Regions from separate parts of the Mus musculus genome. Here region 2 is linked to region 1. The links are chromatin loops, found by intact Hi-C in ENCODE. Cell type or tissue: gastrocnemius. All regions are shown on one strand. Each heading gives the region's core, and the rest is flanking DNA. Links, peaks and the distances in the headings are about the cores only. Region 1 has its middle 120 kb from the start of Gm39526. Region 2 has its middle 40 kb from the start of Gspt2.

Evidence for each region. Peaks named below come from ENCODE experiments on the same cell type or tissue, not always from the same donor. Only the 100,000 strongest peaks of a DNase experiment are listed, where the experiment ranks them.
Region 2: a loop joins it to region 1, with 8 times the contacts of the local background. A loop is called at or near these places in 6 of 42 quality-filtered maps.

Annotation. Positions count from the first base shown.
Region 1 is chrX:94,853,931-94,862,888 of GRCm38, forward strand. No RefSeq gene overlaps it. Among named protein-coding and RNA genes, the nearest start is that of Gm39526, 120 kb to the left of the region's middle. In gastrocnemius, for the core only: no CTCF peak of the experiment used is centred there; no DNase peak of the experiment used is centred there.
Region 2 is chrX:94,671,451-94,680,408 of GRCm38, forward strand. It overlaps the pseudogene Gm5402. Among named protein-coding and RNA genes, the nearest start is that of Gspt2, 40 kb to the left of the region's middle. In gastrocnemius, for the core only: a CTCF peak has its summit at 3,745 (motif pointing right); a DNase peak (open chromatin) is centred at 3,717.

The DNA of each region.
Region 1 (8,958 bases), core at 520-8,519:
CCCACAGCTCCTCTAGGCCCTCATGGCTTTTGTGATTCGGTTTGCCAACCCTTTCCTGTGGAAGGGACCTCCCTCCTAGAGCTTGGGTTTTGTCCTCAACTTCTGCCCTCCGTGGAAGCCCTGGTACCAAGTGTCAAGTCTCTCCTTGGGCTTATTTGGCCCTCATCGAGTGTGGCAGCGAACTACTGGATAGCTTGTATCTTCCTCCAGTCCTCCCTGAGTCCCGAGGACTACACCTACCTGTTGCAGTGACATTTTTCCTCCCCACTCTCATCCATTGGAATGATTCCTCCCATATCTTCTCAGCCACTTGGGATGTCTTTCAGAAAACGTACAGCCTCTACACCTGACACCTAACCTGGAGGGCTTAAAATTTATTCATTTTTGTAATAAAAATTGGCCTCACTCTCCTTTAGCTAACCAACCCAAAGGGCCACACAACGGCACCCTAGATCCCAATATTATTAGAGGGCCATTATTTAGGACCTTTACAAATACTGCTAGCAATTGGGGAAATGGGAAGAGATTCCCCATTCCCTGTTTCTCTTATCTCTGCTCCAAGCCCTGTTCAGTTTTTGTCTGGTTTTCCTCCTCCCACATGCCCACACAGTGTAAATGTCCTTTCTTTTGAGTTGTGGTTGATGGATCTGTAAGTTTGTTGCAAAGTAGGAGCCAGGAGCTGAGCCTCCCAGGAGGAGGAAAAAGCAAGTTAATAGGCCAGTTGCAGAGTGCACCCACCCACACCCACATGCCCATATACACTCTTGGCAGACTGGTGCATCTCTCACCTCTCCTGTAGACTTCTCTCTATATAGCCAAGACTCCAAAATTTACTCCTTAGTGCTCTTTGTTCTCAGCTTACTGGGTTTAGTTTTACAAGGATTCAGGTGTCTTTTAGATATGACATTAGACTTTCTGTTATGCTGTCCCACTTCAAGAAAAAGAGGGCTCTGGATTGGGGTATGGCTCCCCCTCCTGTAAACCCAAGTGTTCCTCCAAAGTCTGTTTCATATCAGGCCAACCACCTGACCATGTGACAGAGAAAGGAGAGCAAAACAACATAAAGTGACAGTCTAGTGCCAATGGGGACTATTGCTTCACATCTCATGCTCTTTTGAGTTTGGTTTAACTCTCTAAAACTTTTGCTAAGGCATAAATCTTACCTCAAGATTTGTAACAATGTTGGGTATGATTACACATCAGTAAAATCTGCAACAAAAGGGTTATCTTAAAGCTTATACCACCAGGGTTCATAGTTAAAAATCTAGACAGAGACAACTGTAAAGGAAACATGTGGCTTGCTGACATATTAGCTGCTGCCCCCCTACTCCCACCCAGTCAGGATGGAGGCAGCCACATAGCTGACAGTCATCTTTACTAGGGTTGGAAAGGATAGACTTTGCCATGTGACTTTACTCCCATCTTGATTAAAAGTGACCAGGTTGCATAAGCCAACCAAAGAAAACAATTCCTAGCTATGAAGCTCAAACCAGATGATCCTTAGACGATTTTCAGTCATGCTAACCAACCTCCCCATTGCCAGCCTCAACTCATATTCCCTTCATTCCCTCTCCAGACTCTTTGGTCTCCCTTTCTTCCTCCTCAGCAATAAGAAATGGACTGCCCCAAGCCAACCCTCTCAGATGCCCATTTTCAGACCTTAGCTCTCCCACTACTCTCTTCTCCACACCTACCAGGACTAAGCCAGTCGGTTCTCCCTGTGCAGGAGGTTGTTGTTGAGTTTTAAGTATCCTTTGCAGAAGGATATGTGTACCTTGACAGCTTGGTCAGGGTGCACATATCCTTCTCACTAAGTGAACTCTTTCAAATAGAAAAAAGTTTGGATTCATACACTGTTAATTCCTCCAACTTTATTAAAGTATTCCAGTATGTTATCTAATCTTACAACCTCACCTTTCATGATGTTGATATGATTTCTCATCAACAATCTTCTCCCTGAGGAGTACAGGCATGTCTGGGACCAGACTAGGGTACATGCAGTTGAAATCCACCCATCTAGCCAGGGCTGGGGCATTCCCTGACTGGAAACTTGAACAGAATTATACCCCAGAGTGCATTGTTGCTAGGTGTCAATTTATTACTTGCCTTCTGGCCAGTCTCCGAAAGGTCTCCCTTAAAGCAGTAAATTATGAAAAAAAAAAGTCCCAAGAGGTCATCCAGGAAAGATAGGAGAACTCATCTCTATTCCTAGACTGACTCACAAAGCCTCTCTTGCAATATACCGATCTGGAGCCCAAGTCTCCAGAAGGAAAACAATTCCTTATGACATATTATTTCTCCCAGAGTTTCCATGATATTAAAGCCAGGCTTAATCATCCATAGAAAGGACCCATGACTTCACAGGCAGAAGTCTTAGCCATGGCCTTCAAGGTGTACCATAGGAGAGATGATAAGGCCCCCAAACATAAACGATGCTGGCTAAGTCCTTTTAGCTGGCCTTAGCAGCTATCCAGGCTCCTAAAGCCTGATCACCTCCAAGTCGCTGTTTCAAATGCAGTTAGGAGGGCCATTGGGCCTGGGCCTGGGCCTGTACAAACCTTCACAAACCATTTCAACTACATCCACAGTGCCATCAAGAGGAACACTGGGCTGCTGACTGTCCTCATGGCCTTTGTGGTGTGGGGACATCGAGCCCAGATCACCCTCCAGCTGACTTCCTAAGTCTGGCCTTGGATGATTGATGGGGCCCAGACTCTCTTGGCATGACCACTACCACTACTGTGCCCAACAGGGAGTCTCAGGTAGTCATCACAGTATCAAGGTGATCCATATCCTTCCTTCTGGACACCAGAGCCACTTTTTGTGTTCTCATGTGGTTTTGAGGATCCACTCTCCTTCTTATTCCATTATGGTTGGGGTGAGGTGACAGCCTCATCAGTCTCACCAAATCCAACCCTTAGCTCTATACTGAGGAGTAGTCTCCTTACCCACACCTTCCTAGTGGCACCAACCTATCCCGTTCTCTTGCTGAGAAGCGACCTCCTATCTAAAGTGGGAGTGGAGGCATAAGATTTGGGCAACCTACTTTTAATAAGGGCTCAACCTCTCCTCTAGCCCACCACCCAGCAGAGGTAGTGGAAGAGAAAAGTTATTAGGATATGGGGGAAGCAGACCTGTTCAGCAACAGTTCTTTGGGGGTGAGCTTGATCTTTTTTGGTAGCAGTTGAATCGTGTAGCAAACACCAAATATGATTCAGCAGCTGCAGACCAGTTCTCTAGGCAGGCAGACACCAGGCGTGAACCAGCAACAGTAGTTCAGTTATGAAGATGCTGCCAGTACTGACAACCAGCCTGAGATGGGGCCTTTTAAGCAGCAAGCTACCACAAGAACCTCACAAGCAGTTTCTGGGTAAGTTTCTCTCAATTGGCAGCATTATCACAAGTTGAGTTCAACAAGGCTATATAAGGTGAACAAATACATGTGTGTTTTTATCGAAGAATAGCAAGGCAGATCAAACCAAACCAAAGCTCAGTGCTCAGCTCCCACTGTCTGTGGGGTCATATTTATTTCATCAAGTGTCCTTTCACATGTTTGCTATATCCAAATATCCTTTCACCTGTGTCTGCTTCAGGAAAACATCCTTTCATGTGTTTGCTTTAGCAAGACACCCTTTCACCTGTGTGCCCCAGCAAAACATCATTTGATATAACTTTCCAAAGAAACTAGAAGTTTCCACTTTTTAGGAGCCTCTATCTCTTTTGCAGCCTCACATCTGTTTGGCCCTAGGCTCACCAACCATCCTCCTCCTCCTCCTTCTCCTCCAAACTGTATCAGCTTTCCAAGTAAATACTTGTGTGTAGAACACTCCAAACCCTCAATAGCCAAACAACAGCATTCCATTCTCATCCAATTACAAAACCTTTTCACGTCTATCCAGAGCAAAAGGAGAGATGCAGTCCACTCACCAGTTTCTGGTCTTTTAGAAAGTTTTTTTCTCTTTATTTTCTGTGTATAGATGAGTCTATGTTTTCTGGTATACGTGTAAGATTTTTTGTAAACATGTGAGCTATGATCAAAGTGGTCAGGCTCAATCGGATGTATGAATGATGATGGTTACTGTGTATTTTGTTTCTCACTGGTCTTCTTTGAGTGTGTGTGCTTTCTGTGTTCACTTTATTGGTTTTATTTTTGCTTTTTTCGGGTGTCTGATGTGAACTTTCTGTTGATCTCTCAGGAGTGTATGCACCACTGAGATAAAAACCTAACGGGGATGCTTCTCTTTCCTGTAATCTGGGTACTACTTCTTGAACCTTTCATACTCCTGGGCACAGTGATGTTCCTGCTGTGAGTTATTTAACCACTTGCTTTCTGCTTTTGTAAACTACCTTATGGACTGGAAGGACGTGGCCTTTTTCTTATTATACAATGGGAAAGAGGAACAACTGAGGGGAGTAAAGCATTTTTTTTTGCCCAGTTGTGGATTTCATAGATAATTGTCATGTACATTTTAAATATCCACCTTTATAAATCTTCCCTTTAGCCTGCTTCCACGCAGCACATTATTTGACTCTAAGGCTGCTGTCCTTCACCTAGCAGTAAGAAGAAATTCATTTAATCTAAATTTGAATTGAGTCTAAGACTTTGATTTTTTTTTCCCAGTGGATTCGAATACCACAACAGTGGCACCATCTGTTGAGCCTGAAAGAGGAGGTCAGCAACAGAGCAGGAATAACAAATAGGACATTCTCTCTCTGGACATACAGTAACATGTAGTGCAGCCCTTTGCTGCTTTATAAGCCAAATTATTACCTTTTGTTTCCTCGGTCTTTGCTTTAGAATGTATCAGGATTTTAGTAATGGCTAATTGTTTGGGAAAATGGGTACCATTCAGTAATTCTGACATTTGTTAACTATTTCAAATAGGCTGGCCAGAGGAACTCAAATTTTTTGTTTGTTTCCATAGCATGCCATAGTTGAGCACCACTCCAAATACATAGTGACTATAAGAAAGCAGGCTATGCAAGCCATGAGGAGTAAGCAGCACTCCTCCATAGCCTCTGCATCAGCTCCTGCCTCCAGGTTCCTGTCCTGTTTCAGTTCCTGTCCTGACTTCCTTTGATGATGAACAGTGATATGGAAGCATAATACAAATAAACCTTTTCCTTCCCAAATTGCCTTTTTGGTCATGGTGTTTCATCACAACAATAAAAACCCTATGACAAGTTAATACAAGGAGTTGGAAATTGCTACAACAGACATGACTATGTTGTTTGGGGGATGGTTATGAAATGACTTTGGAACTCTGTTCAAGAAAAGCCATTCGGTGTTCAATACTTGGTGAGCTGTTCTGTAGAAGCTTGGAAGATATGAATGTTGAAGGCAATTCAGGGTGGCCTGGTTCATAAAGTTTCAGTGGAAAGTTTAAAGACTCTATTGTGGCCATTGTTATTTTGAATTAAGATCCCATGGTTCTGGTTAGCTGAGGCTGAAGAAACAGCTGCGATTAACTAGATATCAGAACTGCTAAAGTGAAACGTTTGCTCTGCTAAGATACTTGATGCTCCTCAGCTGGAGCTGAGAACTTGGGAGTGATTGAGACAAGCATTAACGAGGAGAAATCTTCTAGAAAATGTTTTCTGAAAGCTTACAGAATCTGTGTACCAGTAGTGCCAGAACTGCCAGTGCCTCCCACTGGCAGCCATACTTGGTAGTATAAGAGTCACCCAGGAGGTACTGGTTTTGAAGGAATGAAGGGGTCCTGAAAAGCAGCTGAGGTTTGGCACTGGGAGAGGCCAGGTAAGGCCATTGGTGAAGGTACAGCCTCGTTGACAGTTAAAGACCCAGGAATGAAGGGGTCATGCAGAGAAGTTGGGGTTTGGCACCATGAAGAGAGCCAATGAGAGGCTTTTGCTGAAAGGTCATCTCCGTTGCGGCAGAAGACCCCAGCATTTTGGAGATGCCAGAACCATGGGATTACCATCAAGAACAACACCAGCAGTGGAGCCAAGCTGATGGAGTCTCAAAGATGACCTGTGCATTGCAGAGGCCCGAGCTGAAGAGGTGACCCTAGTCCCATAGAGAAGCCCAAAAATTGTGAGTGAATTCCATATATTGGACATTGAGTTATTTACATTTTTTGGAGTTTGATTTTGCTTTGATGTGATTGTGACTGTGCCCTGGTTCTTTCCTTTTGAAGTAAAAAAAGTATTTAATTTATAGGATCACACAGTTGAGAAGCTTTGAGTTTCAAAGGACTTTGGATTTTAATGAGATTGGCTATTTTAAAGAGACTGAAAGTGTTTGAGTTGTGGGTTTTTTAGTTCTTGATATTTTTAGTGTGAGATCTTGGGGATGAATGAATGAATGAATGAATGAATCTTGGGAAAAGGAAAGGTTATGGCTTAACAGTGTTGTGTTTGCGTGTCAAGTTGTCAAGAGGGTCAGTTTTGTTAGTGATTTTATGTTAACATGACACAAACTGAAGTCCTCTGAGATAGAGGGACCCTCAATTAAGAAAGTTCCTTCATGGCAGGTTGTAAGCAGAGCTGTAAAGCATTTTCTTAGTTATTGGTGCGGGAGAGCCCAGACCTTTGTATGTGGTTCCATCCCTGAGCTGACTGACCTGGGTTCTCTAAGAAAGCAGGCTGAGCAAACCATGAGGAGCAAGGCAGTAAACAGCACCCTCCATGGCCCCTGCATCAGCATCTTACCTCCAGGTTCCTGTTTTCTTTGTGTTTCTGTCCTGACTTCCTTTAGGGATGACCAGTAATATGGAAGCATAAGACAAATGAACACTTTCCTCCCCAACTTGCTTTTTGGTCAGGGTGTTTCATCAAAACAATAGAAACTCTAACTATACCTGCTAACAGTAATTGATAAATTCATTTAATTATCATTTGAATTGAGTATATGGTCTTTTCCTGCTGGATTTAAACTCTGTAACATTTTTTTAAGGTCCCAAGCAAAACTCTTGACTTAGGGCTAGAGATCTGGGCTAGGCACCAAAACTTGGAATCTCGGGGACCCCAAGACCAGGATAGGCCCTGGAACTGAAAACGTAATGGGTTCTTTGGAAAGTCAGTTGTGTCAGATTGTGTTTTGCTGGGGCAAATGCATGAAGGAACATTTTGCTGAAGTGGACACAGGTGAAAGGATAAGGCTGACTCGTGAAGGAAAGTTTCACTGAAGCAGACACAGGTGAAAGGATGTCCTGTTAAAGCAAGCACATGAAAGGACATGTGATGAAGGGTTTTTTGCTAACAACACACATGTATTAGTCTGCCTTATATTGCATAGTTGAGCTCCTTTTATTGGGACTTCATAGAAAGAAATGCACAAAAAAACTTCTGGTGGTGTGCTGCAGCTTCTTACTGCTTCCAAGTATTCTGGCCAATTGGCAGAGTGATGTCAGCTGGGGCAAGACACGTGGTGAGGCAAGATCCATGGAGGGCACTTGATATTTGGAGAGTATAAAGAGGACTCAACGGACTGTGAGAGGAGCTTGGCTTGCTTGCATAGCTAAAAGCTTCTTGGTCTTGCATCTTAGTTGATCTTCCCTTTGTTGAGAGAGACAAAGTAGAGAATTTCTCCTGATGTCCTTGCTGGTCCAAATCCCTCCTGCCATCTCATGCCAATTCAGCTGAGGCCTGACGGTCTCTGCTAGGTCGCGCCACTGCTGCTGGTTTGTTTGCTCTCCTGACTCTGCTGAACTGAATTGCTGGTGTGTTTGTGAAGTGTCTGCGAGATGAATGAGCTGCCACCACTGACCTGGGAACAACAAAGATCGAATTTGCTCCAAAGAACCATTTCTAAACAGGCCCACTTCCCTCGTATCCTTTCTTTTCCACTATCTCTGGTGGGTGGTGGGCTAGAAGGAAGGTTAAAGCATTTAATAACTATCATTAAAAGTAGGCTTTGGCTGGGCGTGGTGGCGCATGCCTTTAATCCCAGCACTCAGGAGGCAGAGGCAGGCGGATTTCTGAGTTCGAGGCCAGCCTGGTCTACAAAGTGAGTTCCAGGACAGCCAGGGCTACACAGAGAAACCCTGTCTCGAAAAACAAAAACAAACAAAAAAGGTAGACTTTGAAAAATTCAAGTTACAGATGCCAGTGGACTTGAAGTGCAGGGAGCCTGAGATCATAGCTGCAACCAATTAATGGTCACTAGTCAGAGATAGGCCCCCAAGTGAGAGCAGTGTGAAGGCTGACTTGGTAATTCATAGGTGGGAGCCCAAACTGTGACCACCAGAAAATCTCAAATTGAAAAAAAAATGCACATTTGAGATTTTGAGATTGGTAAATTATTCTGTTCTGTTTCAGAGTTCAGACATTTGGAGATATATAGAAAAGATCAGATGCAATCAGAGACCGAATCTCTGAAACAAAAAAGAGGAGTCCTTCTGATCTCCTGTGACCGTGTGAGGTATATTTGATAAATGAGATTTATAAATTCCTAACATCTATTCAGGCTGGCAGAAACTGACCTAAGGATATATTTCTAGCCTCTTTAACTTTGCTAACTTGTTCAACTTTAGCTATTTGGATAAACTGAGATATACAAAAACAAAAAACAAAAAAAAACTAATATTATGTAATGATACACTATAAAAAGATAAAATTTAAGATTCCTAGTCTTTCTGTAGATTGTATTTATAATTTTTAAGGTTCTCAATCCCTCTATGAATTTATTATTTAAAGTTTTATTTTCCTGCTAGAGATTTTCAAGTAAATCTTCAATTTAAATGTTAAAAGTAAAACTTAACAGGGGATAACATTGTAAAATCCTAATTTCATAAAAGCTGAATACTTGCAGACTGTTGAAGACAATTAAGACATGCAAATTAATGGTCAGTCACCTTATAAATGATCTAATTCTTTAATGTGCTCAGAACTGCATTTATAAGCATGCCCAGTACAAATGTAATTCATTTACAGGGACAGGCTTTATTTAGCCTCCTGTTTTCAAGGATAAGACTCAAAAAGTATACAAAAGTAAAA
Region 2 (8,958 bases), core at 566-8,565, 180 kb before region 1:
ATCCATCAAAGAACCACCAGCAGCTAGAAGACCAGACGGGGCATTGTCACAGCAACTGCTGGTGAACGATTTCCCACACCGTCTCCATCCGGAAGAGAGGCATCTGGTGCTGAGCGAATATGATAGGTTTGTCCCTAGAAATATAATCTGCATATTTACAAGTAAACCTTCCACAACCACTCCCATTCAACTGTTGAGGAATCTCATGTGGCTTCATGCTGTAGTCCACTCTAAGAGGTTGAGATCTGTATTTCTTTTGGTAAGAATCTCATAGATCCCATGGCCTTTTTGTCCCATAGCATCCAGATATTTAAGACACTTTTTTCTTAGGTCCATCACTACTAGGCACCAATGTACCTTCCGATGAATAGGTACCAGAACAAGTTCTTGTTCGAAGAGATTCACAGCTTTGGTCCATCTTGTCACTGCTTGGTAACCTCCAGACTTTAGCTTAAGATAGAAGAATGTACTGAATGCGTGAAGTGCTGGATAGCCTTGCTTTTTACCCCTTTCCACTAAAAGATTCATATAAAAATGAATGACCTCATCATCGAGCCAGTGATAGTTCTTTAAGGTCTGGATATCTCCTCGGGTGATTCACAACTTGAAAGCGCTGCTCAAAATCTCATCTGGTGGGCCGTGGCCCAGGGCATTACTGATTTCCTTTTCCATGTCCTCTGTAAGTTCAAAGAGATCTTCTGTTCTTCTGTCCTTCTCTTTGCTTGGGAAGTTCTTTTCCTTTGGCTCAAGCACTGATATTTTCCTTCTGAGTAAGCCATTGCTTCCACTTCCCAGGCGAAGTCAGGCAGACACTTCTGACAGATCAGGCTCCATTTGGTGTCCTTTTGTGCATTCCTTTTCAAATCGGAGTCCCACCACCACCTTCTCTGTATCAGCTTTTCACTTCTCATTGAACAGACAGGTTCTCTTGTTTCAACAACTCTATACTGTTTGGGAACAAAATGGGTTGTTCTGACGCCATGGTTCTGCACCTCCACCCAGCCTTTGGTCTTTAAAGTGTCCATTTGAATTCTCTGAGAAGTCTGGTGTGAAACTGCAGGAGGGAACATGCTTCCATGAGCACCTTCTTTAAGACGCTCCAATAACTTTCGATATTTTTCTCTTTCATCTTTTTGGACATCCTCCTCCATGGTGCAGTGAGGACACCTCACACCCTTGCCACCCTCTTCGGAAATCATCTCTGTTACACCTTGCTCCTGAGGGTTCCATGTTAAGGAACTCTCTGGATTGCTTTTGCTATGGCAATGACCACTTGGCCTTCTATTATAGCCTTCCGATTTCAGCATAAAACCAAAGGAGGGCAGGACTCTCTGTGGCTGACCTCGGGTCACTGTCATTCTGATCTTTGGATAGTCACTTATTTCGTTAGGAGATTTATTACCCAGTTTCAGCATGCTGCTGCACGACCCAGAACTCATCAGTTCACAAGATGAAGAGTTTGAAAATACCTCTGCAGAAGGGGCCACATTCCGTGTCCCATTACAAGCAGAAGACACCATGGATTTTGTGGTCAGCTGGAACGGGAATCCAAATGAACTCGCAGCATTGTAGAGACTGTTCTTCACTTGGTGAATGAAGCAATCATCTTGGTCTTTTAGCTGGGATTTCATCAGTTTCCACTGCAGTAGAAAACAGAGTGCTGCTGGAGCACTGCCTCTGTTTTTTTTTTTCATTTTTTATTAGATATTTTCTTCATTTACATTTCAAATGCTATACCAAAAGTCCCCTATACCCTCCCCACACCCTGCTACCCTACCCACCCACTCCCACTTCTTGGCCCTGGCATTCCTCTGTACTGAGGCATATAAAGTTGGCAAGACCAAGGGGCCTCTCTTCCCAATGATGGCCGACTAGGCCATCTTCTGCTACATACGCAGCTAGAGACACGAGCTCCGGGGGTACTGGTTAGTTCATATTGTTGTTCCACCTATAGGATTGCAGACCCCTTCAGCTCCTTGGGTACTTTCTCTAGCTCCTCCATTGGGGGCCCTGTGTTCCATCCAATAGATGACTGTGAGCATCTACTTCTGTATTTGTCAGGCACTGGCATAGCCTCACAAGAGACAGCTATATCAGGGTCCTTTCAGCAAAATCTTGCTGGCATGTGCAATAGTGCCTGTGTTTGGTGGCTGATTATGGGATGGATCCCTGGGTGGGGCAGTCTCTGGATGGTCCATCCTTTTGTCTTAGCTCCAAACTTTGTCTCTGTAACTCCTTCCATGTGTATTTTGTTCCCTATTCTAAGGAGGAATGATGTATCCACACGTTGGTCTTTCTTCTTGATTTTCTTGTGTTTTGCAAATTGTATCTTGTGACAGCGGATGCTGGCGAGGATGTGGAGAAAGAGGAACACTCCTCCATTGCTGGTGGGATTGCAAGCTTGTACAACCACTCTGGAAGTCAGTCTGGCGGTTCCTCAGAAAATTGGACATAGTACTACTGGAGGATCCCTCAGTACCTCTCCTGGGCATATACCCAGAAGATGTTCCAACCGGTAATAAGGACACATGCTCCACTATCTTCATAGCAGCCTTATTTATAATAGCCAGAAGCTGGAAAGAACCTCTGGGAGATCCCGTATCATCCCTCTTCTGTTCTAAGAGCATTTTCTTTAAAGTATACTTAGATCAGTTTTTGTTTTATACAATGGCCTGACTTGTAGGACTGTAAGATACATCTGTTACATGGTGGGTTTGGTTTTTTTGTTTTTGTTTTTGTTTTTTTTTTTTTTTTTGCTGTAATGTCTAAAATAGTTGTTGTATTCTACTGGGTACATATGCTGTACTAACATCAACGTCAATCTGTAAAGGCCTCTCCAATAAACGTGCAATCTTAGAACTATCTTTTGTAGACAGAAGCCCATCCAAATTCTGAATATATATCAATAAATAGTATGATGTATCAACATGTGTTCATACTTTAATATTTCAAACTCTATAAAACGAAATATATAAGCTGTTGTATGACATTGCTCTAAGGTGGCTTCATTAAACAGAATCTGTATTCTTTTTTTATTGGATATTTTCTTTATTTACATTCCAAATGTTATCCCCTTTCCCAGTTTCCCCTCCAGAAACCCCCTCTCCCATCCTCCCTCCCCCTGCTTCTATGAGGGTGTTCCCTCACCCACCTACTCACTCCCACCTCCCCGCAGGACCAAGGCCCTCTCCTCCTATTGATGCCTGACAAGGCCATGCTCTGCTACATATGCAGCAGAAGCCATGAGTTCCTCCATGTGTGCTCTTTGCTTGGTGGTTTAGTCCCTGGGAGCTCTGTTTGGTTGATATTGTTGTTCTTCCTATGGGGTTGCAAACCCCTTCAGCTCCTTCAGTCTTTTCTCTAACTCCTCCATTGGGAACCTCGTGCAACCTCGTGCTCAGGATGCCAACATCCTCCTCTGTATTTGTCAGGCACCGGCAGAGCCTCTCAGGCGACAGCTATACTCTTGTTGGCATCCACAATAGAATCTGTATTCTTTTTTGTTTTGTTTTTTTGTTTTTTCGAGACGGGGTTTCTCTGTTTCTCTGTGTAGCCCTGGCTGTCCTGGAACTCACTCTGTAGATCAGGCTCGAACTCAGAAATTCTCCTGCCTCTGCCTCCCAAGTGCTGGGAGCTGGGATTAAAGGCATGCGCCACCACTGTCCAGCTAACTCAGCTTCTAACTCAGTCTTTTTAAGCTAGGAATTTAATGTCTGTCATTCTGAGATGTTGCCACATGGTGGCGCTGTGGGCTTTAGTTTGGATTCCTCTGAAATTCATGATTCAAAGAATGGTGTAAATTTTGTTCTATTGTTTGTAACTTAGTAAAGATTGTTTTAGTCCTTTCCTTATAGAAGTCTCCTTTCTCTCTGATCTCTCTTAAACAGTATATACAAAACTGTGATCATTACTGAAAACAATTATCTGTATGCTGATAAGTGAAACAAAATCATATAGGATCCAGATGCACTGTGCCATTGTGTTTCCCATTTTTTAACATAGAAAAATATTTTTCTTTTTAATCTCTCACTCTCCTTCAGGACCTCCCAAGCATGTTACTAAATATAAAAGAAAATATAAATAAAGAAAAGATCCATTTCTTATTGCTGAGGAGGAAGAAAGGGCGACCAAAGAGTCTGGAGAGGGAATGAAGGGAATATGAGTTGAGGCTGGCAATGGGGAGGTTGGTTAGCATGACTGAAAATCGTCTAAGGATCATCTGGTTTGAGCTTCATAGCTAGGAATTGTTTTCTTTGGTTGGCTTATGCAACCTGGTCACTTTTAATCAAGATGGGAGTAAAGTCACATGGCAAAGTCTATCCTTTCCAACCCTAGTAAAGATGACTGTCAGCTATGTGGCTGCCTCCATCCTGACTGGGTGGGAGTAGGGGGGCAGCAGCTAATATGTCAGCAAGCCACATGTTTCCTTTACAGTTGTCTCTGTCTAGATTTTTAACTATGAACCCTGGTGGTATAAGCTTTAAGATAACCCTTTTGTTGCAGATTTTACTGATGTGTAATCATACCCAACATTGTTACAAATCTTGAGGTAAGATTTATGCCTTAGCAAAAGTTTTAGAGAGTTAAACCAAACTCAAAAGAGCATGAGATGTGAAGCAATAGTCCCCATTGGCACTAGACTGTCACTTTATGTTGTTTTGCTCTCCTTTCTCTGTCACATGGTCAGGTGGTTGGCCTGATATGAAACAGACTTTGGAGGAACACTTGGGTTTACAGGAGGGGGAGCCATACCCCAATCCAGAGCCCTCTTTTTCTTGAAGTGGGACAGCATAACAGAAAGTCTAATGTCATATCTAAAAGACACCTGAATCCTTGTAAAACTAAACCCAGTAAGCTGAGAACAAAGAGCACTAAGGAGTAAATTTTGGAGTCTTGGCTATATAGAGAGAAGTCTACAGGAGAGGTGAGAGATGCACCAGTCTGCCAAGAGTGTATATGGGCATGTGGGTGTGGGTGGGTGCACTCTGCAACTGGCCTATTAACTTGCTTTTTCCTCCTCCTGGGAGGCTCAGCTCCTGGCTCCTACTTTGCAACAAACTTACAGATCCATCAACCACAACTCAAAAGAAAGGACATTTACACTGTGTGGGCATGTGGGAGGAGGAAAACCAGACAAAAACTGAACAGGGCTTGGAGCAGAGATAAGAGAAACAGGGAATGGGGAATCTCTTCCCATTTCCCCAATTGCTAGCAGTATTTGTAAAGGTCCTAAATAATGGCCCTCGAATAATATTGGGATCTAGGGTGCCGTTGTGTGGCCCTTTGGGTTGGTTAGCTAAAGGAGAGTGAGGCCAATTTTTATTACAAAAATGAATAAATTTTAAGCCCTCCAGGTTAGGTGCCAGGTGTAGAGGCTGTACGTTTTCTGAAAGACATCCCAAGTGGATGAGAAGATATGGGAGGAATCATTCCAATGGATGAGAGTGGGGAGGAAAAATGTCACTGCAACAGGTAGGTGTAGTCCTCGGGACTCAGGGAGGACTGGAGGAAGATACAAGCTATCCAGTAGTTCGCTGCCACACTCGATGAGGGCCAAATAAGCCCAAGGAGAGACTTGACACTTGGTACCAGGGCTTCCACGGAGGGCAGAAGTTGAGGACAAAACCCAAGCTCTAGGAGGGAGGTCCCTTCCACAGGAAAGGGTTGGCAAACCGAATCACAAAAGCCATGAGGGCCTAGAGGAGCTGTGGGATTATAGGCAGCTCAGAAGGGAAAGTGGGAGAAGAGGGATGGAAGGGTACAATAACCCAGTTGTGCCTAAGGAAACTGGAGGATTGATGCTCCAAGGGTGGTGGGATGTGGCAGGTGGAGTGGTCCAGCCACAGTCTAAAGACCATGGCTGGGAAGGAGGCTCCATCTCCAAGGCTGCCAGAAGACTTCCAGATCCTTAGCAGTCACTTCCTCAGTCTTGGGGCAACAGTTACATGGACCAAAGGGTAAACATACAGAATTGCCACTGGTGGATGAGATTGGAGAGCGGGAAGAAGAATAGGGTGCCAATGCAGCTTAGACCGCGGGGTGCAGTGCAGGCCCAGGAGAGTCTATAGGAGTTACAGAAAGATGTAAGTGTCACAAGCCTGGGGGAGAAAGGCTTTCCCATTGTGAGTGTTACAGCTCTGCTCTGGCTGGGAAAGGTTGCCCTAAAATGTTACAGCCCTGGGGAAAGGAATCCTGGGAGCCGGGTGCCAAGGAAGAGCACAAAATCCCACTGCACAACCTATGGGTTTTTCTTCATTAAATGAGCTTACTGGACTGACCAGACAGGATATCCATATCAGTGAAAGAGGGGACTAAATATATGGGAGCAACAATAATAGTTAAGGCCCACTGCACAGGAAGGAAGTCATGTCTGTTACTATAAACCAGGTCACGAACCCGCGTCTAGGGAGGTTGTCGTCCAAAGGGAGAACCTGTGGTTATCAATCTGTCAATTGGTTATCATATCTAAAACTGCTTTCTACATTATTGTCTTTCTACCCAGAGATTAGCAAAGGTTAGTATTAGGTTTCTTTAGGGATGTGACCCTTGATCAATGTCTTTGCTCCATGGATTAAAGTTCACCCATTTGCATACAGATATCACTAATTGGATTCAGTGGGTTTTAAAATGGGTACATGAAGATGGGAACAGAACGTGGTGGGGGAGTCTTGAGAGGAGTCAGAAGGAAGTGGAGGGCAGAGATTATCAAAGTGCACTGAATACACATGTAAACTACTCAAATAATAAATGAAAGATATTTTTAAGAAAACTGGAACTACAAGGTCCCACTCCAATTAGTACCACTGAAAGGAAATAAAACTGTAATTCATGTAATGTATGTTAAATAGCCCAAAGAGTTGTTTCTGAGCTTTGAAACCTGGGGCTGAGAACATAGCAGAACAGACCAGGACATGCCCGGGCAAGCCCATCGCCTCCCTAGCTCCCACCCCTCTGACCTAAGTTAAATGTTACAGGCTGCCGATGTTTAAATGGACCAATCATGTGAAACCGCGCCAATTCCTCCCCCAGCCCCACTCCTTTTCTATAAAAACCCCTAGCTTCCAAGCCTCGTGGTCGAATCCACTGTCTCCTGTTATGTGAGATACGTTTCGACCCGGAGCTCCGCCATTAAAAAACCTCTTGTTGTTACATCAAGGTGTTGTGTTCTATCGTGATTCTTGGGTGCACGCCGAATCGGGAGCTGAGTGGGGGTTTCCCCACTGAGTTCTTTCACCACCAGTGATTATAAAGTAAATTACTAGTTAGGCTGTGGAGAAAAAGAAACTCTTATACACTCTTGGTTTGAATGTAGTAACTCAGTTCAGCCCTTGAGGAGAACATATGGGTCCTTCGGAAAACGAAAAGATCTATCAAATGATGCAGCTGATTGATGCAGTTATCAATAATAGATACATGTGTATCCTAAGGAAATGAAGATGATGTACAAATACCATAGCTAAATGCCCACATTTACTGCAGTACCATACACAGTAGCTAAAGTGTTGTGTACCTGAGTGTGTGGGGGAGACCAGATCAGAGAACTATTAGTTGCTTTGATAAAGTCACCATGGTAAGTTTTCAATAATACTAGATGTCCATATATGGTAGAAGGTGGGGAAGACCATCAGATAGCTCTATTACTACTTGGCCACTCTTGAATGTCCCCACCCCTGAAGAGAGGCATCATTGTCAGAACACAGATTTTCTGGGATGTCCAATACATGGCATAGTTGAGTTTAAAGGGACAAAATGGTGCAGTGTCAATTTTGGAATGTTGCTTTCTTTGAAAAACACGGAAATATTATAAGAGTATATTTCATTTGAATTCCAAGTATAGGATATGGGGCTGCCATAGCAGCTGACTCCGACTTGCCTCAATGTGTAGGAGTGTCATGATTTTGCCAACTGCAGATAGTTTCTGCAATTGTGTGACATTTGGAATTCTGGGGCCTTTTCAGAGGGTATATGAGTGCTAGAGCCCCAATAGGTGGATTGTTGGTGAATTGCTGTTTGAGTGTTGGTTGTTGGTCATGGTTTGTTAAGTAGTCATGCATAAAGATGAAACAAGAAGAAGAAATTAGGGCTGGTGAGATGGCTCAGTGGGTAAGAGCACCCGACTGCTCTTCCAAAGGTCAGAAGTTCAAATCCCAGCAACCACATGGTGGCTCACAACCATCCGTAACGGGATCTGACTCCCTCTTCTGGAGTGTCTGAAGACAGCTACAGTGTACTTACATATAATGAATAAATAAATCTTTAAAAAAAAAAAGAAGAAGAAATTAGGTATACTGAAGATCAAATGTCCCCCCACCCCACCAAGGATATTGATGCCCCTAATCAGCAGCAGGACTTAGTCTAGCTATAATGCTCCATTTCTACTCCTGGCTCTGTCTAGGGATCAGTTTCATGTCCCCTCCATTACATTCTCTCTCTTATCCAGCGTTAGGAGATTGAACGTGTAGAAGAAAAGGGGTAGAAAAGGGTAGAAGAAGAAGAAGCACCCACAAAGTGTCAAAAGACCAACTACAGAATGCAGTGCTATAATGTGCAACATCTCAAGGGTGTTGAGACACTCAGAAGATCAGGAAACACTTGAATCCCTCCATTCCCTGAAGTTGACAACTTTATTTTCTGCTGGGAACAGACAGACTTCACTCTCACCACTCACTGTCTTTAGCCTTTGAAGCAGCTGAAGTGAGGAAAGAAAGAGAGGCAAGCCTAAAGGAGTATATAGAGAAAGGACAGTGAGTGTCTGACACTGAGAGCAGGTGACAGAGTCAGCAGGGAGGTGCCAGTATGCAAAGTATGCTCAAGTCAGTCAGATTTGAACTGGCCAGAAGTAGGAGTCAAACACAGCTGTGAAAGTTTGGGACCACATACTCTGGACCCCCACTACTGAGACCATTTCTTTGTAGAAACAAGCAAGAGTTTGCAGATTTTCCAGTTTTCAAGCTCCCA